3 separate regions of the Mus musculus genome follow, and all the other regions are linked to region 1. The links are chromatin loops, found by intact Hi-C in ENCODE. Cell type or tissue: heart. All regions are shown on one strand. Region 1 overlaps Scel (sciellin). Region 2 holds the start of Cln5 (ceroid-lipofuscinosis, neuronal 5). Region 3 holds the start of Gm41234 (a long non-coding RNA gene).

Region 1 (8,000 bases):
ACACACACACACACACACACACACACACACACACACACACACACACACACGCCGTGAAATGTATCTACTTTTAAATCTTATACTTGTGAATTTTTCCTAACCATTTTAAACCTCTTCATAAATTTGACCTGTTCCAAATGTGCCTGATATAATTTCCTCTCTTCAATGCCAGCTTTTAACTCAATGGATTTAGTGTTGGTTTTAACTCTTGTTTAAAGTTACTATTAAAAAATCAGTTTCATTTTATACATATGAACCATATATCTTGTTTAAACTTGTCCCTTGCCCCCATTTCCTGATTTATTGTCCTTGAAAGTACTTCGAAAACAATTTTATTTTATAAAATAAGATATTGGTCTATCAGTATGATGACAGATTTTTCAATGGAGTTTGATTTTTTTTTTTCTGTAGGAATTTTAATTTGCTGTTCTGGGGTCTAGAGGCTTACCACTGGTGCCTCTGCCTTCCTTTTCGTTGTTTCAGAGAGTGGAACCTGGTTTACAGTGGTCCCTCATTTCACCAAGTAAAGAGACCTTGATTATTTGAGTCAAACAACCAATGAAAATTGTTCCGTGCATTTTAAGTAGCCTGCCCCTGGATCACTAGAGGGCACACGCATGCAGCATGAACGTGGAAACTGGCAGTGAGAGCCAAGGCTTGCCTTCTCAGTGTGCCCACAGTACACCTTAGTATAAGGGCATCTCGATGCCATCCATACTAACTTCACATTTGAAATCATATTGGTTTCCTGAATTCCTCCTCTTGGTGGCCAGCATTTTGGCTAAAGCAGTTAGCTAAGCTTTGATCACCAGTAACAGGACTCTGTGGACCCTAGAGACGACCTATAGCTAATATCGCAAAATAAGTCTCCTCAAGAAGTATGGCAGCCTCTCCTGGAACTGCCTCAAATGCCTCTGCTTGTCACTTCTCAACCCAGCCCCAGAGGGTTTCCCGAGGCAGTCGCGTAGCCTCGGGGGCATCTGTTGGGTTCTGAGAGTACAGAGATGCATGAAACAACCTTGGATGCTTAGAAGCTCTTACACAAATGGAGGAGAGTTTGAGCTACCATAATCTTCACCATAAAAAAGTAACTATTGTACAGATTGCTTTGGCCTGAATAACCTCAGACCCCACCCACCAAGGAAGTGGCCTTTGGTGGCTGCCACTGCCCGGAGAATGAGGGGGAAGTTTTAAGTGAGGCTGGTTGGTTGGCACAGGGGAGGGCTTTCCGACAGAGGTGAGAGTGTGCACAGAAAGCTGTTGGAGCAGAGACTGAATCAATATATTCCCATCACCTTAGATAACAGAGTCATATGATCTGAAACTAGAAAATCGCACTATGTAGTTCTTTGGGCGGATCATTTAATCATGTCAAATCGAGTTGATATCACCTATGGAATATCCTTAGATCCAGACATTGAGCGGAAAACTAGATCCACAACAGCTCCAGCTTCCATAGAATCTGCATTTCAGTTGAAGGTGGAAGAGGGGGAGGAGAGAATGAAAATAAATAATACTACGTATTGCTATAAGTCCCCATGAAGCCTGCTCTCTGCTGGGCGCAGGACTTCAGGAAGCATCCTTTCATGCTACGAGCAGAACACATTCAGGCAAAGCCTGAAGCTTGTGCGGAGGGGCTGGGTTTTGTTTCCACTGTAAATTTGTTTATGTTTTTGCTTCCTGTGTTTGCTTGTTTGAGGTGCTGGAAACAGAATCCAGTACTTTTCACATAGTAGATTTGTTTTGCTATAAACCATTTGCAGGGGGCCTTTTGGTGGAGGTCATCAGCAGCCCCCCCACCCCCACTGAGTTTACGCAATACGTGAGTCAGAACCACAGCGTGGCTTCTGACTTCACATGGAAGTTTTCTGTAAGACTTGAGAAATGTAGTGGAGAAATTTCATTTCCTTCTTTTCTGCCTTCTCGGTTATATTCCATCCGCCCATTTATAAATGTTCAGGTCTGTTTATCCTCAGAGCCTAGACCAAGCTACACCTTATCAGAAAATCCTCTGATTCTTACATTTAACACTTGATTTTTTAACTTATAATTTTCTTGAAATTTCCCCCCTCTTTTATAACACCTAACACTTTTGGTCTTTGGATATGCGTCTGTAATTTCTCCCTCTAACCCCGAGTGGGTAAACAAGATGCATTTTCAGCTAGTAAAATGTTTCTATATTGCCTACTTCCAAATATTTGCATTGAAAATAAATATACTACTTCGAGTTCAAATGTAAACCAAGAATTGCAAATACAATAAATCACTCGATAATCTCCCACAAAGCCTGCTCTTTGTGGGTCACAGGACTCCAAAAGTATTAAGTAGGGCCCTTCTATTTGATCAGATGGGTAAATCTTTCTTCTCTTCCTGCATTTCTCCAGTTTTCCCTTATTGTTCCTCTCCCATCTCCCCTTTACAGTCAGTCTATCATTTCATCTCTCACTTTCTTCTCCCGGTTTCTTTCTGGATTTTCTGTTCCTTCTCTGCACGTTTCTTTTTTCTTTTTTGCACCAAGTGTTTGGCCTCTGTGCCTGTCCATGGTGCTGAACGTTAAAGAAGGCGGTTTTTAGGAGTTCGCCCCTTGCCAGAGCATCGATTAAAACTCAGAACACAAAGATAGTTGCTACTCTGCGGGAACCCACACTGAAAGGGCATACGCAACTGACCACCATTAGCATTCGTTTCATATAGCCTTAATTTCAGTGTGAGTATGTTGCACTTCGGAGCTTTATGAAGGTTTGGAAAAATCATCAGAACCAACAAAATATCATTTATTAGCAGTAAGAATTGAGCTTGCCCTAATTAATTCTACCCAAGTCAAAATTTGGAAGACTTGTGTACGCCAACTTTGTCTTACACTGGTAACATGTGCCCTACCTAGACAAATAGTTCGACATTTTTTTCAAATTTATGATAGGTTTTATAGGCTATTTTTGTAATTTTGTCTTCTGGTAATTGTTTTCTACAGGAAATTAATAGAGAGAGATGAGCCAAAAGCCACAATTAGCCGGTACAGATCTGAGGACATGCTGGACAGGTGAGGTGCTTGTGACCCATGACAGCGCTTAAAATCACCATGTGCTAGCATTGCATCCCATTTTTACAATGCAGTGTGGGGAGGGGGGTGGGGGGGGGAGTCCTTACTGGAGTGTTCTTTGCACTGGCGCTGTCTTATGTCAAAAAGAAGCCTCTGAAGACTGAATTGTTTCCTCAATGCACAGAATCTTAGCTAGAGATATTATCTTCCAGAGGTCTAGATTTTAGGGAGAAGTAGATTAATTTAGAAGATTATGACTTGAGTGTGGGGTATGGGCTGGTTAGACAGAACCTGCATGAAATCTGTTAGTTCAATGTAAACGGAAGAATATCAGTCCGTATTCCAATCGGGGTTCTTCCACTCTGATGCTGGAGAAAAAAAACAGCTTCTGAGAAACTATTTGTAAATATACACGTCGTTGTTAGAAACATGAATCGTGCTAACGAGTCTTAAATAAATAATCTGTGACATGAAAACTAAAGATCCTGAAACTAGAGATTATTTTTAAAAGACGAGGTTAGGGCGCCCCCTAGTGTTCTCTTGTGGGAGTAAAGCTTTCCCTTGAACCTTTAAAGAAATTAACTATTTCTTTGCAATAAATGTTGCATACAATCGATTTTGATGGTATTCTCTCTAACTCCACACCCAGATCCATCCCTTCCACGGGCACTGTGTTAGTTACTTTTTTGTTACTTTGATAAAACGGTACGACCAAGGCAATTTATAAAAGACTTATTTGACTGGCTTCTGGTTTCAGAGGGTTAGAGTCCATGATGGTGTAGTGAAGGGGCAGCTGAGAGCTCACATCTTGGTCACAACCACGAGGCAGAAGAAGGGAGAGCACTCTAGGAGTGGTGCTTGTACTGAGTCCTGGTGACTCACCTCCTTTAACAAAGCCTTACCTCCTAATCCTTCCCAACAGATCCACCAACTGGGGACCACTTGTTTAAACAAATGAGCCATGGAGACTGCTCCCATTCAAACCACCACACTTACACAACTTTACATTCTGTGTTTTTCCCTAACCTATCAAGACTAATTCATGTTGATATGGGATCCCCCACCAGAGTGTGGTCAACTTATGAGGGGATAGTTTTAGAGAAAAACTGCCTCTTTCCAAGAAGCTAACGGTCACCAATAGTTCCATGGTGAGGAGTGGCACTTCTTATTCCCATCCTCAGATGCTGGGACCTGGTCTGGTTTTGGCTTGCTCAGGATTTATGCATACTATCACAGCTTCTGTGAACTTATATGCACACCTGCCCTGCTATGTCCAGAACACACCATTCCTTTGTAGCTACCCATTTTAATCTCTTACACTCCTTCTGCCACTTCTTCTGCCATGAGATAGATCCCTGAGCTCTGACAGGAGGGAGTAGGCTGTATATATTCCTTTTAGGGCTGGGAATTTTGCAGTTTCTTATTCTCTGCACCTTTGCCAGTTGTGAGCCTCTGTGTTAGTCATCATTTCCTGAAAAAGAAGCGTCTCAGGTGTGTTAATGTATGGCTCTACGGAGTAGATTCAATAACATGTCCATCTAAGGAGAACACTAGGTTCTCTTCTAGGACCCAACCTTAGTCGATTTGTTGAAGTAAACTAATTTGTTAAGATAGCATGTTCTTAATCTGTCCCCACTTCTCCCCAAACCTAACTGGTTTAATAAAATAGATAATGGCTTCACTCATGAGAGTCTAGTATTCAGGGAGTGAGTGATTCAGGCAGCTAAGTTCTTTCTACATATAAACACTGCTGCCTTCGATCCATGGCACCAAAACTGTAGTGGAGGAGAGAGAAAGAGCTAGAGTGTATTCAGGCAGCTGTACAGTGGATCAGGATGTGGTAACAACATTTCTATTCACACTTTTTAAAACCCAATCGAAAGGTCCCAACTTAATGGCCACCCTAAGTTGGTAAATGTGGCTTCTGTCTGCTCAGGAGAAAAAGAAATTGATTTTGGCAAACACAGAGCATTATGCGACAGATTTTTTTTAAAGACTAGTGAAGCACTTCACTGATACCTTTTACCAACATAGGAAGTAGAGTCATTACACACACACACACACACACACACACACACACACACACAATTGCACTATAAAAATATGAATAATCACAGGTGAGTTAAAAATCCCAGTGAGTCAGGAAGGAGAACAATTAACGAAAGTATACACTCAGAATCCAAAGCGATATCCAGGTGGCCTCACCAGCTCCTCTTTTTTTTTTTTTTTTTTTTTTACTTTCAAAGACTGTAAAACGTTAACACATGGAAAACAGTTCTTTTATAAGAAAACGACTAAATGTAAAATTGTTCAGGCATGAGAGAGAATCTGTAAGAAGTTTGACAAGCCAACCACTGCTCACCGTTGTGTATGAGGGGTGTCAGACAGAAGTACTGTCACCAAAACAGACAAGGCCCAAACCTTGGATAACCAACTAAGCGATAGGTACTAGCGCACACTACCTTTGGAAAGGTCTCAAATATATTCTTTTCTAAGTGTTATTTATTTTTACTTAACAACTCACAGTCATGCTTAATGTGTTTTTGTACATTCTCACCCTCCCTGTATTTAACAATGAATTCTGTGAACATTTCTTTCACATGTGCATAGAATACGTTTTGGTCCTATTCACTGCCACCCCTCCCTGCAACTCCTTCTAGATCTAGATCCATGTCTTGTCCTCAGCATCCTTTTTCAACTTCTATTTCTTTTTATTTTATGCTCATGGATGTCTTGCCCGCAGGCTTCTCTGTGCACCGTGTGCATACCTTGGTGTTGGAGGAGGCCACATGAGGGTGTGAGCTGCTATATGGGTGCTGGGAATTGAACCTAGATCCTCAGGAAGAGCAACCAGTGCTCTTAACTGCTGACCCCGCCCCCATGTCTTTAATGCTCCTTGTATAGCCCAAGTCAAATGAGCGCTGCCTATGTAGTCATGGGTGTGGCGCCATCTATTGAAGCACAGCCAGCCTACAAGAAACTGCAGTCTTAAAGAAAAACTTTGTCCTCTAGAAGCCATTGACTGACAATACCTCTTCGGCTGGGGGGGGGGAGGGCTTGGATTTGCAATATTCTGGAATGGTGACTGGCTTGATCTGGTGCAGCCTTGTGCAGGCCACACTACCTTCTATAGTTTTAGAACAACAGTTCTCAAGTACTTACTCACAATAGAATGAAATGTCTGGCTTACAGGCCCAGAGGTTCCATTGCTATGGGCCTTATTCTTACCGCATGCCCCTGTTCCAGTATTAAGGTTATTCATTTTACATTTGTATTGCTAAGAAAATTGTGGAGTTTAGCATCTTAAGACATTGGACTTAAATAATAATGAATTTTCTGAAGAAGAAAACCTTGAGCTCTAGTACAGGAGATTTTAAGCATCATGAAAGCATCTTACCAAATTAATTCAAATAGTTATGGATTTATTTCCCCCCTCAAGTAATCTTTAGCTTTTCCTAGTAACTAAATTTGTGGACAAGCAGAAATAAAGGAAGCATTGATTTGGTTCTCACCATTGCTCAAACTACACCACTGTTTCTTTCTTCTAGAACACTGTCCTCATTTAGAACGCCACAATCAACCAAGACGTAAGTACTTTCTTAAACTGATGTGTGTTTCCTTGTATGCATTTAAAAACAACCAGGGCTTACCACGTTCAGGCAACATGCCATCAGAGAACCACACCCCTGTGCCGTTGGCCGAGTTAGAAGCAGAGGAGAAGAAACAAAATAAGCTTCAAAGAATCAAGTACTATCTGGCTGGGCTTGCACCATAAGCGCTCATCTACCATCACTGTAATCAATCACGAAGGCCTAGATCAATGCCTTTAGCCTTATGTTTAAATATGTACTCAGCGCTGGAGGGTTGGCTTAGTGGTGAAGAGCCCTGGCTGGTCTTTCAGAGCACCCAGATGTGATTGCTAGCACCCACACGGCAGCTCACAACCCTCTGTATTTTCAGTTCTAGAGTCTCTGGTGCCCTCCTCTGGCCTCCTCTGGCACCAGCTGTGGAAGTGGCGCACAGAAGTACACACAAAGCAAAGCAAAAGAACGGACTCGGTCTTTCTCCCGTTTCTTAGGCAACCAACTCTTTCTCACTCCACGCCTCATCCTTTTTCCCTCAGTGCTGAATCGTGAGATATCCAATATGAGATATCAAATATATTTCCCTCGGCATATACTCCTGGTATTTATAGGCAACACAAATTAGAGGAACTTTTCAAATGTTACTTTAAAAAAAAAACTATTTATGGATAAAGTTTTTATGCTGGATCCCAATCTTAATGTGTAAAACAGTCCCTGGGTCATTGCCATTTTCATTCATTCATTCATTCATTCATTCATTCATTCATTCATCATTCATTACCTATTAATTAATTTGCCTACTTCCCAAATGCTGTTCCCCATCCCAGTCCCTCCCTCACCAAGTCTCTCCACTCCATTCCCCTCTCCCTTTCTCCTCTGAGAGGGTGGAACCACCCCTGGGTATCCCCCCACACTAGCACATCAAGTTTCTGACTAATTAGGCCAGACGAAGCAGCCATGAAGACTGACCTGCCAGTCTGCTACATATGTGCTGGGGTGGGGACCTCATTCCAGCCAGTGAATGCTCTTTGGTTGGTAGGGCCTTATTTTTTTTTTCTTTTGAGGATCTGAATATATTCATAAATGCCAAGTGGAGGTTACATTGTGTATCTTTCAATTTTTTTCTTAAGATCATATTTCTAATGCATAGTATGATTCTGTCAACCCAACATAATAATGAGGTGAAGAGAATGCAAATCCATACCATGTCACGCTGATTAGCCTGGATGCCACATGATTAACACCATGCATGAATGACTTTCTCAGTCAGTTATGGTGATGACCTTTTGCTCTTCTCGTTGAACAGGCCAGCTGTCAGCTCCTTCAATGCAAACACTACCGCCACAGCTTCAACCCCCGCTACCACTCCTGTGAAG
Region 2 (8,000 bases), 470 kb before region 1:
ATTAATAAAATCTGCAGTCTCCGGGAATGATGCTTTTTATCAGACCATTAAATTATTAGCTCCATGTCTTCCAGCAGAAATTCACTGTGACCCTATGTTTACAATGTTTAGTAACAACCTGAACCTACACCCAAGCAGAAGTCTAACTTGAGCTGCTCAAAACCATGTGTGGTAGGATGCACACCTGGAAGGCTGCACATCTGGTGGGTGGCTCACCTGGAAGGCTGCCTCTAGCCTTTGACCTGGCATGAGATTCACATGGCTGAATGTTAGTGCCAGAAGCCCAGATTAGACGTACATATGACATCGATAGCAAGTAGAAGGAAGAGCAGCAGCATCGACATTTGTGTCGATGGATATCATTAGGAAAAGGAGAATAAAGACTAGCGGGTATGGGAAACAACATTCTCCAGTCTGGTCCTGAGCTCTGGAGGTCAGATCTGTTTCTGTCACTGCCTGATAGGACTCTGAAAATCTGCTCAGTGGCTCTAAGCCAACACCACTTAGGTCCGAATTCAGAAAGGAACACTTTCAGCATAGCTTTGTTGTAGGGTATGTTTAGCAAATCCCATCTCTGTCAAAACCTTGACACTAACATACTTTTGTTTGACCAATGGTTTGTGCCCTTTATTTCTTTGTTATGGGTAGTTAAGATAAGGTGTGGCTCAGTGGTAAAGGCTCTAACTTATCTTCTCTAAGGCCCGAGATAGACTTTCAGAACCATTATGTGTATTGGAATTCAATTTTAAGCTAAATTCATCAGATTATACCAGCAAACTTTGTACATATATCCACAAATTTGGCTTTTATTGGGGAGCCATAAACTGGCCAGCACCCCAACTAAAATAGATTAGATTTGTTACTGTGGCACAGAGACAGGTTTATGTAAGGTAACTAAGGCAGGAGAATGAAAACAGAAGTCCAAAAAGTAACATCAGGTTATTGGAAGAGTTTAGATAGAGAGGATGCATCGATTGCTCTGTTATGATAACGTGCCTCACAGAATCAGCGCAAGGAAGGAAGGGTTGATTTTGGGTCAGGTTTAAGAATATAGTTAACATGGCAGGGGGCATGGTGGTGATGCATGCATGAGGCATATGGCCACTGCAGTAACCAAGCAGAGGGATATGAATGCTGGTGGTCACCCTGCTTTCTCCTTATTCAGTCCAGGAAGAAATCCACAGCATGGTTCTGCACACACTCAGCGTGGGTCTTCTGTCTTCAGTCCAACCTTCTGGACACACTCTCAAACATGCACTCAGAAGTGTGTTTTCTGTGGAAATTTTTAGTGTAGTTAAGTTGGCCCTGAAGATTAACCACCACCAAAGACTGTTGTAGTACATCGACAGACTTTAAGTCTCTTTTTGATTGGTTGCTATAAATCTCCAACTTAGGGGGTTTCTTCGTTTCTTTATAATTTGACTGTTTAGGTTCAGCGGCTGAGAGCACCGGATGCTCTTACAGAGGACTCAGGTTCAATTCCCAGACCTCACCTCACAGAGGGGTCCTGTGGGGATCTGATGACTTCTTCTGGCTTCTGAGTACATCATGGACCTACATGCACATGATGTATAGACATACATGCAGGCAAAACACGCATACACATAAAAATTTTTAAATCACTTTGTTTACACACAGATAGCACAAGAATTCCATTTTAGTTTGGCCTGCTGAAGCACAGTGCAGGAGCGCAGTCAGAGTCCGAGCAAAGGACTTTTATTGGTTTCTTTGTTGCAGTTTTTTAGGTTTTGTTCTGAGACAAGGTATTGCTCTATAGACCAGACTGTCTCAAACTGTAGATCTTCCTGCCTCAGCCTCCTGAGTGCTGGGATTTCAGATGTCCCTCCATGTCCAGACAACATGTTTTATCAAATCATGTAAGAAAGAGAGAAATGTTTGTTATGAAGCTGGTTTTCTTGAGAAAGACTCATAACTGTTCAAAATGAAAATAAAAACTCATATTCAGTAACTCAGTTCAAGCTTAAAGACTACTCTAAAAGAATCAATGCAAATGGTCAAAGATTGTAAATTATAAATTTCTTGATTTTGAATTAGGGGTTTACATATCATACATGTGTGTCATACATTAAACAGATGCCCCCGGGGGCTGGAGAGATGGCTCAGTGGTGAAAGGCATTGACTGCTTTTCCAGAGGCCCTGAGTTCGATTCCCAGCAACCACATGGTGGCTCACAACCATCTGGAATAGGATCTGATGCCCTCTTCTCGTGTGTCTGAAGACAGCTACATAAATAATACATATATACATACATACATACATACATACATACATACATACATAATTAAAAAATAAAACAGATGCCCCCATCGATTCTCCTCATGAGTGACTATTACAATTTCTAACTTTACTAAATTCAACCCTAAATTGAACCTTTAAACTCACCTTTGACCTATTGTAGCATCTTTGACATTATGCTGTGATAGGCAAGAAAAACTGTTAAGAAAAATCTGAAATTAGAGGCTACAATACAGTTGATGTATTTGTTTAGGGCAGTTAAGCACCTATAAAGCAGGTGAGTATATCTAAGGCCTACAAACCTAGTTAAAATATCATTACTCTTTCATTAAAATGTGGTTAGAAAATTGGTGTGTCCGAAGCAAAAAAGCATGTCGTGTTTGACAGAACCTTTAGCAACCTGGAAACCCTTCTCAGAATAGTGATTTATTTAGTTCACAGAGTTATAAATAAGAAAGCAAAGATGAGCTTGAACTTAACACGTTTGCCTGGCTAGTTATCATCCTGAAGTCAAAAAGAGAAAGCCAGCCATCACCTGCTAGGACACGTTAAAGTATCATGATGACACCCTGTTTTTTTCATTCCCTGAGAAACTTTGTCTCCTAAAATTTACAGACTTAATTTTTTTTTTTTTCCTTTTGGAAAATACATCAGCAAGGACGAAACAGCTAGAACCTTTGGCAGAGGAATCTCTGAGAATATCAGCCTCACACTACAACCCAGATAGGTCCAAAACTTTTGATAAAGGGTTTCTGGATCTGACATTTCTATCTCTTCTTGAGCTTCAGAGTTGGCAAGCAAAAAGGATCCCGTGTTCGCTTTGTAGTTCAGACCTCATGCAGCTCCTATGTGCATACACATAGTGGGTTTGCTAGGAGATCTCCAAAATACTGCCTGTTCCAGTCTCATCTCCAGCGTACGTGAGTGATCTTGGTTGCCATCACTCAGTGCAGTGGCCTGAACAGCCTGATTCCGTATGGCGTGATGCTCTTAGCAATCTTACACTTACTGGACAAAGGAGGACCGGAGGATAAATGGATTAAACCTAGCTCTATTGGTCGGTCTTAAGCTTTGAAGAGTCACGGATAATACTAAGTGTGGCAGAGGACAGAACCGGAGCAGAGCAGTCCAAGTCTGGTGATGCCGATGGCAGCACGGAAAGCATATTGTCATTGCTGATCTTTGCAACATTCTCAGAGAGGCCAGGAGAGGGCAATCATTTCCTGTAATGTCCTCATTTTTTAATTCCGCTGAGCACCCAGTGTCTCCAAGCAGAAGATTTGTGTTGGAGACTGGCCTGGGCCATGTGGGTCAAGAAAGTTCATAAGTGTTTTATTGTTGTTACGGTTTGGCTGGTGATGGCTGCGGGGAGGGCAGAAAGCACCTTTGCGCTAGAGGCATAGCACACATCCACCAGGCTGGAGTGAGTTTTGCAGTACCAGTCTCACCCTTCCGGGAGGACAGGGCTTTTTAGCGTCCAGCGCACGCGCGCTGGAACAGAGGCGCCCCGCCCCGGCCGGGACAGGGGAGGCGTCACGCGCCCGGAGGTCACACGGCCAAGCCGGCGCTGGTGCTTGGCTGGCTCCTCGCGGCGGCGCGCACGCAAGGCCGACGCCGGGGCCCCGGAGCCTCCGGGATCTCAGGGAGCCGCGGATGCTGCGCGGGGGGCCATGTGGAGCGCACTGGCGCCCGGCGCTCGCGCTGGCGCTGCTCGGGCTGGCGACGATTCTGGGCGCGTCCCCGACGTCTGGGCAACGCTGGCCGGTGCCCTACAAGTGAGTGAGACGGAGCGGGGCGGGGAGGGGACTTGGAGAGGGCGGATCCGATACCTTAGCGCGCCCGGGGACGCAGGGCACAGGGCGGGCGACACTAAGAGCATAGTTCCTAAATAGTTGGCAACTCGGGGATCCTCACCGGTTCTGGGCAGTTCAGAGTCCTGGGAGGAATGGAGAGTGACATCACTGCACGGAGTGACTTTTAGGTGCTACTGACTTGGAGAGCAGGTTAAAATGTTTTAAACACTGCAATTATTTCATGCCTTATCGTTAGCTGCCATTGCATAACATTTGGGGAGAATTTACAGGGAGCCTGCTTGCTCCCCTGTGTCCTTACTGAGCTAAATGGGGAATTTAGCTGACTGACCCGGGGAATTTCCTCCCTAGGCTAGTCAGGATCACCTTGTTGGTCCACTTCAACCTGGAGGGTAGGTAGGGCTCCGGACCTGAGGAGGTGATCGCAGTCTTTGACTTAGCTAAGTTTTGACAGCCTGTGGGGAATTGCGAAACAAGAAGCGCTCGGTCTTCGGGGTTGCGGGGGACAGGGGTGGGTGGAGTGGTGGCTGGCGTGGGCATAGTGAAGTGGAAAGAGATGCAGCTTTTGAAAGCATATGTTTTGCATAACAGAATGAGGGGCGGGGGGGTTCATGGCATGATGCATGTTCCTCTAAGGAGTTCTTAGTTCTGAAGGCTGCAGACCAAATCTGGTCCCATTTGCTCATCCTCTGTGCGGTCTTAGGGAATTTAACTCAGAATCTTCATGCTCACATACCCTGGACAGAAAACAGGAAATGATAGTAGCCCTCGCATTTCTGGTGAAAACCAGCAGTTGCCAAACTTAAATATTCATGTGTTCTGTTCATGAATTGGTTCTTCTAAATATATATGAGAGAAAAAAAAGTTTAGGGTTGAGGTTGGTTTTCATGAAAATATTCACAAGAAAAAAAAAACCTTAAATACCCAATAAAACAAGAAAGAGATTGTAAATCTCAAAGTATTTTATCTAATACCAGGAGACGGAGGCTGACTGGTCTTTTGACTCTAAAGAAGCCCCGATTGACATTCCCACCTGACAACTGGTATATAGCTGTAAGTTAGATCAGGTTTTGTCCCCGTGTTAAGATTGTTAGAAGAGCAATTCTGAGGATGGTTCTCTTTCTCACCAGGCGCTTCTCTTTCCGTCCGAAGACAGATCCCTACTGTCAAGCTAAGTATACTTTCTGTCCTACCGGCTCGCCCATCCCAGTTATGAAGGACAATGACGTCATCGAGGTCTTACGACTACAAGCCCCGATTTGGGAATTTAAATATGGAGACCTCCTGGGACACTTTGTAAGAATGCATCTTGATCTTGTAGCTTTACTTAAGTAATTCAGCTATTACTTTGACTTAAATGAGTAGTCAAATGGTTACTAGGTCATATTAATTGATAACTTTGTATGTGCGGGTTATGTGTGTGTGTGTGCACCTGTTCACAAGCATCAAGTGGCTGGAGGCTGCTGGGTGTCACTCATCATATCATTCCCTTAGGACAGGGTCCCTCACTGAACCTGAAGCATACATTTTTGTCTAAACTGGTTGGCCAGTGAGACAACTCCTGCCCTCAACACTGGGATGACAGACACAAGTGGAAATGACTGGCTTTTAGGTACGACATGCGTGCTGGGGATTTGAACTCAGGTCTTCATGCTTGCATAACAAGCACCCTTACCCATTCAGCCATCTCTGCAGCCTGTGATATAGTTCCTAGCACCTTTATGTTGGGAGTCAGGAAGAGTTAGTTACCACTGGATCGGCATGGAGCTGTGCAACTGTAATCTTGGGACTTGGAAGGTCCTAGCAAGAGCATCACCATTCCAGAGTCAAGCTGGGGTACAGGATACCACTGTCTCAAACACAGAGCAAAGGCTGCCATGAGGAGCATGTGCCCTGCCCTTCATCTGTTTTGCTGTGAAGAGTCTTGCAGTGGGCGCCCAGACCTTAGCACAGCTGATGCCTTCTGACCTAAAAGCTCAGCATGTAGACCCCAACCCTGGCTGAGACAAGAGCAAAGACTCAGTCTATCATGGTAAAGAATTCTGGGAAAGTGTCTAAATGTATGAACCGTGTGTGTGTGTGTGTGTGTGTGTGTGTGTGTGTGTGTGTGTGTGTAAAGCCAAGGTTGGTAAGGCTCATGGCTACACACCTGGACAAGTTTCCCAGGTTAGCCCTTTGGCCTGTGAATACAGACTTTCTGTTGGCTTGGACAGTCCATGTGTTCTCAGGAGGGGTTACCTTGCAACAATCTCAACCCTCCTTGCATACTCAGCTTCTAGGAATGAGAAGAAGGTCACAACAGACAGGAATCACTTCTTGATCTCCAAGTTCTGCTGTAGGCCCCTTCCCGGCTCAGTGAATCACTCTGGGAGGCAGGCACACTCTGGAACAGTCCCAAAGGCTTTTCATGTTTGCCATATTCCTTAGCTTCGAGAGGATTTCAAGTGTCCTTACACAGCTCACATGTGTGCTGAAATGAGCCCTAGTTGCCAGGACAAAAGTGATGGGTGCCTGCAGCTTGAGGGGCCATGGTGTCACCACCAGGATAGTGACACAGAAGTATAGCCCCTTTGAGCGGTTGTTGTGCATGGTGAGCATTTGTGGGGCAGCAAACTCTCTCCCGTGGGTGACCTGGGCCTACGGTTACCTCGCAGACGACTTCACACGTGTTATCCCTACACAGAAACTTATGCATGACGCCGTGGGATTCAGGAGCACACTGACAGGCAAGAACTACACAATTGAGTGGTATGAACTTTTCCAGCTGGGCAACTGTACATTTCCCCACCTCCGGCCTGACAAGAGCGCTCCCTTCTGGTGTAACCAAGGGGCAGCCTGCTTTTTTGAAGGAATAGATGATAAACACTGGAAGGAAAACGGGACACTGTCAGTCGTTGCAACCATATCCGGTAAGTAGGGTTTGATGACGGTACCAGTGAGCAAGTGGAAGATTCCATTCCTTCACTGAGATCGCAGCCATCCATGTTCTGCCTCCTGGTGATCATTTGTAGTCTGTACTTCCGGTTCCATTCCACACGGAGCCGACTGGATCCTGATGTAGAGCCTTGCTAGGAATTGCGAGGCTCATCTGCTCTGTCCATGATAAACATGAGTGAAACAGATGCTGTGTATAGCTAAATTGGAATCCAAATAGATAGCAGTTAGGGGATCCATAAAATGCCCTATTAGGGAGGCCTCTTAACTGTGTCTGAAAAGAATTGTGGTTATAACTTATTTTTACGGGGAGAAATACTAAGGATTTGCTGTTTCTTGGCCTGTCTTTTTTCTGAGCACTCCACTTCGATCACTTACTGGCATCTCCTGAGAGAATCATTACAGTTCTCCCCATTGTGCAGATGGCGAAACTAAGATACAGGTTAAAGCTATCCAGACAATAAGTGGGATTCTGGTCTTGTAGGAGAGCCTTGCGGGCAGTTCTCTTTAAGAACTTCAGGACATTTCTGCTGTTTTGTATTGGGAAGTTGATGACGCAGCAAATTTTGCCTTCCTGGCATTATATGTTGCAGATTCTTTTGCCATCAGAACTCTTATCGGTAGCTTATTACGCGACCATGGATCACATTGACCTTCCTGGCCCATTGCCTCTTCTGGGTAATTCAGGGCCAGCTCATACTGTGTGTGTGAACCTCACTTTATACAAGTTGGTTGTCTACCGTGCTGGAACGGAAGCACTCTTTGTGATGCTAATGATCCCAGGGCTGGAGGAAAAGATCTGGCTATTTCTTAGTTTTTACACAACACTTTAAGACGTGTTAACTCAAAATTCAGTGTGTGTAGGGGTGGGGGTGGGGGTGGGGGCTAAGACTTTCCTTAGGTCACAGAGCTGGATGGAACAGGCCACAATGGAACCTGCAGTCTTTTTTTTTTTTCAGATTTTATTTTACATATATGAGTATGTATTTTATTTTATTC
Region 3 (8,000 bases), 740 kb before region 1:
TGCAATGATCTCTTCTGAACTTCATATACATTTACTCATGCAAGCACACACAGACATGCCCATAATAAGGTGTAAACATGTTAAAGAATATTTTACATGTATAAGTTTTCTATTCAAATCCATTGAAATGGAAATAGTTCAGAAATATTTACTGAAGCCACTAACAATTCTGATCACTCAATGACCCAATATCTGAAAATTTAACAAATTTATCTGAACTTGTTGGTGATAGTGTAACCTGTGCTGCTGTATGATAAACTCTAGACTCTGTCCCGACCCAGTCACATGACTATCCAGAATATTGTAATATTAGAGTACTAGCAAGCCCTCAGTGAGTTACAATAATAAACATTTATTTTGGCCACAAGTCAACTGTGCACCTGGGTAGCCCTTCTGCTCTAGCACAGATTTAACTGAGCTTGGCTGGATCTCTATGTGGATCTGCATCAGCTGGAAGTTGAGGAGGTTGGCTGGTCTTCTTGGTCCCTGCACTTGGTTGGCATATTGCCTTGTCATTTCATGTCGCCTTTCAATCCAGAAAGTGATGGGGACTTCTCTTGAAGCAGGTCAGGAATGAGAGAATGACCTCTTGAGGGTCCCAAAGGGGTAGTAGTCTCCAGCTTCCATAATGCGTGCTAAAATTTTACATTGCATAGAATATGCTTATAAGGAAGGATGATAAATACACACCATTTGGACAATCAGTTATAATAGCTGCCTCTTAGCGTCACAAAATTAACTCTGTGATTAACCCAAAAGAATTTAGTTAATGCCAAAATGGTATCCTCAAAGAAAAAAATATTACTTTCCACAATGCTGCTAAAAGCTGGATAAGGTAACTTAATGGTAATATCATTTCTTTAGTTTTGACAGTTCACCACTGCTATTGAAAGAGAAGTTGGGTAGAAGGGGATATGGTATGTCTGTTCTGTTCAGGTAACTTTTCTATAAAGCTGAAATTATTTCTAAGGTATTCATCTATATTTTGGGACACATGATTAAAAATATAACTTGGGGTATCAACCAGTTTGGTGGCAGAACCCTTGACTCCACTTAATGGAGACGCTCCCATGAGCTGGGAAAACTGAGCAGCATGAAGAATCCCAATGAGCAAGGAAAATAGCTTGGCCAGAGCCTTGTCTCTGCAGGCTTCCAGGGTCCCAGCTCACATGGAGCCTCAGGTAGCAGTAGGGAGATGCCAAGAGAAGCAGGACAAGGGGTCTGCCAGTATCCTTTCCTAATGTGATGGATGACCCAGCTGGCTATGATGCTTACAGCAAATGCCATAGTACCACCAGGCAGCAAGGCTGGGAATTCGTTTTACTTATTTAATGGAGTAAAATCTAGATTTCATCACCTCCTTCTAATTTCTTAAGATCGATAGCATGTGATCTTTTTCAGTGTGTGGTACCTTTGAATCCAATGTTGAACCAAATGAGAAAGATAAACACAGAGCTACAGTATGAGGCAGCCAGCTTGTATAGTAGATACGGACTTCGTCCCTGTTCAGTCCCCTTCCTTCAAGAAACTCAAAACCCCTTCTAATGTGATAATCAAGGAATCTCCCTCCACCTTCCCTACTACGTGTCCCATGGAGTAAACTAGGACACAAACCCCAAATCTAGCTGCTGTGAGTGTCCATCCCTGGTTACTGAAATTGGCCAAGGGATCTTGATTGCCCTTCATACTGAGCTAATCATACTTTCTCCGTTATGTTTCATGTAAGAGCACTTGGAAAAGAAGGGTTTTCCTTTTAAATTATAGCACTTACTGTAAAGTTATTCGATACTAAAGACCATCCATGAGAAGAAACAAAATACAGAGAAAAATATCCTCATCATAAAGCAATTTACACCCCAGATGAAGGCAAATGGGGCCAGAGACATTGCTGGGACTTTGGTGGCTTTCTCCTACTTGTAATCCAAACAACCTAACATCAACCTAACATAATAAAGAAATCAATACATAAACGTAGGGTATTGGAATGAACATATATGAGGATGTGGATTGTGCTGAGAACTGATAGAGTGCTAAGTAGTTGTACTGTGTTTTCTTAAGTGGGAGGTCAGTGGTGTTTATTTTTATTTTATTTTATTTCGTAGCAGAATGGCTGGGTAAATTTTTGTTTGTGTTCTAGAACTCAACTTTGTGTCTGGAGAACCCAGGTGACAAAGCCCAACTGAGTTGACCATGTTTTCCAGTCTTCATTAACTCTCTCAGAAGCTCTACTTCAACCTGTCTCTCTGAGACCAGGAAGGCCAGGGCACATGCTACCAAATGAAAGGTATTAATTCTTCTTCTAGGAAACGTTATGCCACCACAAGCATCACCCTTCAGCTTGAAGATGGATAATACAAGGATGTGGTGGCAATACTGATTTCCTAGGTCCTTGTCACAGCCTTCTCACCATCTATTTCCCGACCTGTGAAAGCAAATTTTTTCCTGGTTTGAAGAGACATGGATAAGGATGTACCTCTACCTCAGCATCCCAGCTCAATGCCCCCAAAACAGGAGACAAGAGGAAGAAACTCCCAAACCAAGTTGGATTCCAAGACCACACTCTCCTGCAACTCTCTGGTCTGCATACAAGACCAGCTCACCACATTTCCAGAATCAAATAGGTCACTCCCTAAGATTTAAAGAAGTCTCTCAAGTTCTGCAGTCATACCCAACTGAGCCATAATCCTGGGGGCCTGAAACAAAAGGAAAGGAAGCCCAGTATCTCTCTCAGTGGCTGTTCATAACCTCTGGCAAGCTTGGGAAAAGGACCACATCCTGGCCACTGTCTCCCCCATCATCCTCCTGCCAAGCCCCAAGCTGCAGCATTCTCAGCAGCCATTAGGTATTGCATTTTGGCTTCATTTGCTTACATATCTAATCCACAATTGACCTCAAAAAAAAAATCAATAAAGGAAGAGGGTCAGCAATTAAATTGAACTCCCAACCCTCAAACCAAGAAGTTGACATTTTATTTTAAAGCCTTTAAGAAGCCATGAGAGGCTTGTCACCAGTTCCCAGCAGATTTGAGACCAAAAACACGCACATGATGTTTTGTAAAGGTAACTGGCAGCATGGTCCATCAGCCGCTTAAGACTGGAGATGAATCTAAAGATGCATAAGCAATGGCGAAAGTAAGGAAGGCTTGCGCGCATAGAGTCACCGTGAGGCTGGAGAAGCATGGGAGGATGGGAGAGCTTATGCAGAATGTGGAGGGGGTAGCCAGATAGATGCTCAGCAGAAGCTACAAGCCCTGCAAGAGACAAACATCAAGCTTTATGGGCTGTGCACGAATGCAGTCTCTTGTTTTCTTTTTGTTGGAGGGAAGCGAGAAGCAAACAGCTGGGATTTCTGCCTGAAACAGAAGGAAAGATTCAAGAATCCCTGTTTATTTTTCACTTAAAGAGGATTTGTCCTGAAAATTGTCAAGCTGTATGGATGCTCTTAAGGGATTTTAGCTAGAAAAAAAAAATACACACATCTCAAAGTGCTTTGGTTAGTGGCCACATAGAAATCTAAATCACAGTGGACACTGAGGGCCCTCTAGGTTTTCAGTTAGAAAAACAAAAAAAAAGGAAAATTGCTTCCTTTCTGAGTTCTCCATTACCAGCATGAGAATATAGTGTAAAGGAATTCTGAAGATCGCACAGACTATAGGAACACACAGACTAGAAACACTTGCACAAAACCACATTTTGTATTCATGAAGGCTAGAGGAGATGCCCAAGGGAATTTGCCATTCATCACAGCAACATCCCTCCCTTCCCCCACTGAGATCCTAGTGCATACTCATTCCTCTAAGTACAGGATGTTTCTTCCTTACTCACTATTTACTCACTAAATAGTGTCAAGTAAATGTCCTTTATATCTTAGATTGACATTATACATTAGATTGAGTTTAACAGTTGTAATCCATCTATCAGGACAATATATATGACTGGAATGAATGAAGTATTTTAGGTTGTGTGCTTCCCTTAGTTCCTGGAATATAAAGCAGTACTCACAAGCAGTAGCTATGCACAATCTCGTATATTACTGGAAACTGCTGGGTTTGACTGCTAGAACGCTGCAATGAGATTATCTTTCTTACCGGCAAGCTGCTTGGCTTCCTTGATCTTGTGTAGATCTTGTGCATGCAGGCACAGAAACCGTAAGTTCATGTGTGCACCAAAACACACATGCTTTTCAACCGATGTTTCCTGCAGATATCTGATACCTCTGGATCTTTTGATCTTTATCTCCTCTTCCATAAAGATCCCTGAACTCTCAGCCTAGAAAGGAAAGGATTCATGAAATCCCACTCACTAGCGGACTAGCTATTGCCAATCAATGGCTTCTGGAAAGAATCTAGTAGAATGTCTTCTGTGATCGAGTGGCTTAAAGGCTACCCATGCTCCAGCAGATGGCCCTATACCCATGCACATACAGAAAGCACTAAGTAGGCTTAGTGAGGGTTTTGCTGTGTTGTTTAGTTTGTGTTTTGTTTTCTTTTGTTTTGTTTTGTTTTTAGAGAATGTGAAGTTAATTGAAGTAAGCAGTAAGGAGATTGAAGAAGAACTAGAGGAGAAAGAATGGATGTAAATTTGATCAAAAACATGTTGTATGCATGTATAGGTGAAACAAATGAAGAGAGGAGATGGAAAAAACTAATGGTTAAGAGTGATTCCAGAGTTGAGATCCCAGTGCTCAAGTCAAGGGGCTCACAACTGCCTATGACTCCTGATCCTGGGGATCTCATGCCCTCCTTTATCCTGAACAGGGGCCCATGCACACATAGAAAACACAGACAGACACACATACACATAAATAAAAATAAACAAAAGCTTAAAAAATAAACTTTTTTTTTTTGGTAATCAAAGCATCCAACACGCCCTGGCTAGGTCCAACATTACTATTGATTGTGCTTATAGTTCTAACTCCTTGTAAAGAGTAAAACTTGTTTTCTCATCATCAGTGGGAAGTTGTGAGGCTCTTGTCCAGAACTGGACTGAAGCTCTTCCCCAGCTTGGCCAATTGCACTTAAACTCAGGGTATCCACCCCAGAAAGAATGCAGTTGTTTCCAAGCAGAATGAGTCGGGGATTCTAAGCAGAAAAGTTTTCATGTCTTTAAGAGGAGCAGCAAGGAGTTCCATTTTTATCACAAAATAGTGCTTGAAGCAGACCAAAACTAGAGTCTGTCCCATCTCGTTTCCTCTTCTCCATTCCCTGTAACAGTGAGAGGCAGGGAGGAACTGACAAGACAAAAAAAAAAAAATCACTTGAAATCTGGCAAAAGGCCACTTGGCTTTGTAGATTCACCAAGTAATCTTGGCCAACAGAAAATGGTCCTTAAATAACAGTATGGAACAGTCAACCCCTCTGGGATGCTCATTAAATGTTCATTAGCTGTCTGTAGAGAGTCCTAAACCCCATTGACTCATGCTGTCCTATTTGTTGCCTCTAGCTCTGTTGACTACCTCCCACCACCATCTTCTTTGGAGTCTATCTATAAATGCAGGCCACTGTTTTTGAGACTTCATATCTCCAACACTAACCATGTAATGATGAGGGTTTTTTTATTAAGTAGTTTATTGATGAAAGATATTTTCAGATAAGCCCAGAGTTACAAATGTGTAACTAACCCAGGAAATTTTTGATATAGTTGTTGAAGATGACCCAGTTTCCTGTTGTCAATGTTTTTCAGCATTTTTCTTTAATTAATCATTATATCTGCCTTGGGAAACATAAAGGATATAGCATTCATTCCATTTGGTGCAGTTTTCCCATAGGCATTCTGTAGAACGAGCTACCCCACTATATACTTTGGAAACATAAAGCTAAGGACACATAGTCCCTGTTCTTAGTTTCTATTCAAGGAAAAGGAGCAAAGCAAAAGTACATGCAACTGTAATACAAAGTAGGCAGTGAAAAGATTCTGGTTGTAGGCTAAATGGAAAATACTGAATGGATGCAACTAGGCGAACATAACTGAAAGTATATTTTAGAAAGACCATCAAACTGGCAGATGGAGAAAAGGGATCAAAAACCACAAAACCATTAGGAGAAATGCATTGCTAAAGATTCCACAAGAAACAAACACAAGAGCCAATGCAAGATGCCAATTAATAACAGACAAACATCAGATAGATAGATAGATAGATAGATAGATAGATAGATAGATAGATAGATATGATAGATAGAGATGATAGATAATTGAATAGGTAGAAAATTAGTTAGAAAGATGATTGGATAGATGATATAGATATAGAAATAGATAATAGATAGATAGATAGATAGATAGATAGATAGATAGATAGATGATAGATAATAGATGATAAGTAGCCATTATAATTATAAAGAACTGACTTGTGCCATCATTGAGGGTGATTCCCATGATTTGTGTGCAAACTGAAGAAACTATGATCCACATTTAGGAAAAGATCAGTATGTACACTCATTGTTAATGCAAAGAGAGAGAATTCCCATATGCCTTTTCATTCTATGAAAATCTCTATTTAGGTGAGATGATAACCACCTGATTCAGGTGAGATCAGATGATTTCCCTAAAATCCCTAAATCAGATGATTTAGTCTAGAGATTCAAATGCTAACTTCTTTTTGAAGTACTATCACATACACACTCAGTAATGTTAACCAGCCTAAAACCCAGTTAAGTTGACAAATAAGATTAACCATCCTGGAGACTGCTGGAATAATCTAGAAAACACAGCAGAGAGGCCTGGGTGAGGAGGTTCATATGGGGGGAGGGGGGCAGAAAATCAGTGAAGAGATTTGTATTGTGGAAAACTAATTAGCTGATGAGGGATAGCAAAGAAATATGAACAATATTCCTCTCTCTGATTGGTGGGGAGCACTGCTATTCACTGTCGGAGGGCGTAGCAGAAGTGAAAGGCATTAGGTCAGCTTGAACAGCAGAGCATGGAAGGTGGTTGGGAACCAAAGAAAACACTATAAAAGAACAAAGGAGACTCTGACAGAGAGCAGCAGCATGGCAGGCAAGGCTCATTCCTGTCTTCCAGGGCCTGGACATTCTTCAGGCAGTCCCATATTTTTCAATTCTGGGGCTCCTGACATCTGTGTCTTCAGCTATGGTCTAAGAGTAGAGTTACACCAACACGCTCCCTGATTTTGACTTTTCAACTTAGACTGTAGCAAAGGTTTTCGATGGTCAGTTTTGACATGTCTCAGCCTTCAAATCAGTGCAAGCCCATTGACCTAATAAATCCTTTAAATCAGTCAGTCCCTCACCCCATGCACACTCTGAGGCTTCACAATGGTTGTCAGCTTGGCTGGATGTAGAAGAAAACAAGAGACAAGCCACTTAGCACACCTGGAAGGCACTTTTTAAATTTTTTTATTTATTATTTTCTTTATATACATTTCAAATGCTATCCCGAAAGTTCCCTATACCCTCCCCCTGCCCTGCTCCCCTACCCACCCACTCCCACTTCTTGGCCCTGGTCTTCCCCTGTACTGGGGCATATAGAGTTTGCAAGACCAATGGGGCCTCTCTTACCAATGATGGCCAACTAGGCCACCTTCTTTTTTCATCGAGTTAAGTGACATGCCCTGAAGGAGGCCACCATCCAGTGGCAGCCCAGGTAAAAGGAGATTTTTTGACTGCTTGCCTTCATGTCTTCCTGGAACATTCATCTACCCTGACTCTGCCTGCTTCTGCTGCTGCTGATATGAGAACCCACCTTCTTCAAGATCTTAATGTGGAGTGAAAACAAGTGACCATTCAGGAATCCTCCAGGCATTCAGTACCAAACTGGGACTTCTGAGGCAACCAGCCTTACAGACAGAACAGCCTCAAGGTCAGTTCATCCAGTATAAAGATAGCCACTGTAGAACTATCCAGACTGTGTCATCAATTAAATTACTATTTAATATAAAATTTCTAAAATAAAATAGACTAAGTCTATCAGTCTAATGCTCTCTCTCTCTCTCACACACACACACACACACACACACACACACACACACATACACACACACACACA

What was found. Hi-C counts contacts between places; a loop is a spot of excess contacts. Peaks named below come from ENCODE experiments on the same cell type or tissue, not always from the same donor. Only the 100,000 strongest peaks of a DNase experiment are listed, where the experiment ranks them.
Region 2: it touches region 1 in a loop (5-fold over the local background); 22 of 42 quality-filtered maps call a loop at or near these places.
Region 3: it touches region 1 in a loop (4-fold over the local background); 3 of 42 quality-filtered maps call a loop at or near these places.

What each region holds. Positions count from the first base shown.
Region 1 is chr14:103,533,991-103,541,990 of GRCm38, forward strand. It overlaps Scel (sciellin), which reads left to right. Exons shown (of 31, transcript NM_022886.2): 5 at 2,972-3,040; 6 at 6,589-6,627; 7 at 7,931-8,000. Among named protein-coding and RNA genes, the nearest start is that of Scel, 25 kb to the left of the region's middle. In heart, a CTCF peak has its summit at 3,584 (motif pointing left); no DNase peak of the experiment used is centred here.
Region 2 is chr14:103,066,437-103,074,436 of GRCm38, forward strand. Cln5 (ceroid-lipofuscinosis, neuronal 5) reads left to right here and starts at 3,780. Exons shown (of 4, transcript NM_001033242.1): 1 at 3,780-4,031; 2 at 5,198-5,363; 3 at 6,751-6,976. The coding sequence starts at 3,910. In heart, CTCF peaks have their summits at 3,470 (motif pointing right) and 3,676; DNase peaks (open chromatin) are centred at 3,825 and 4,495; H3K4me3 peaks cover 1,919 bases; H3K27ac peaks cover 1,805 bases.
Region 3 is chr14:102,790,681-102,798,680 of GRCm38, forward strand. It overlaps Gm41234 (a long non-coding RNA gene), which reads right to left and starts at 4,264. Exons shown (of 2, transcript XR_874909.1): 1 at 4,088-4,264; 2 at 333-635. In heart, a CTCF peak has its summit at 4,394 (motif pointing right); no DNase peak of the experiment used is centred here.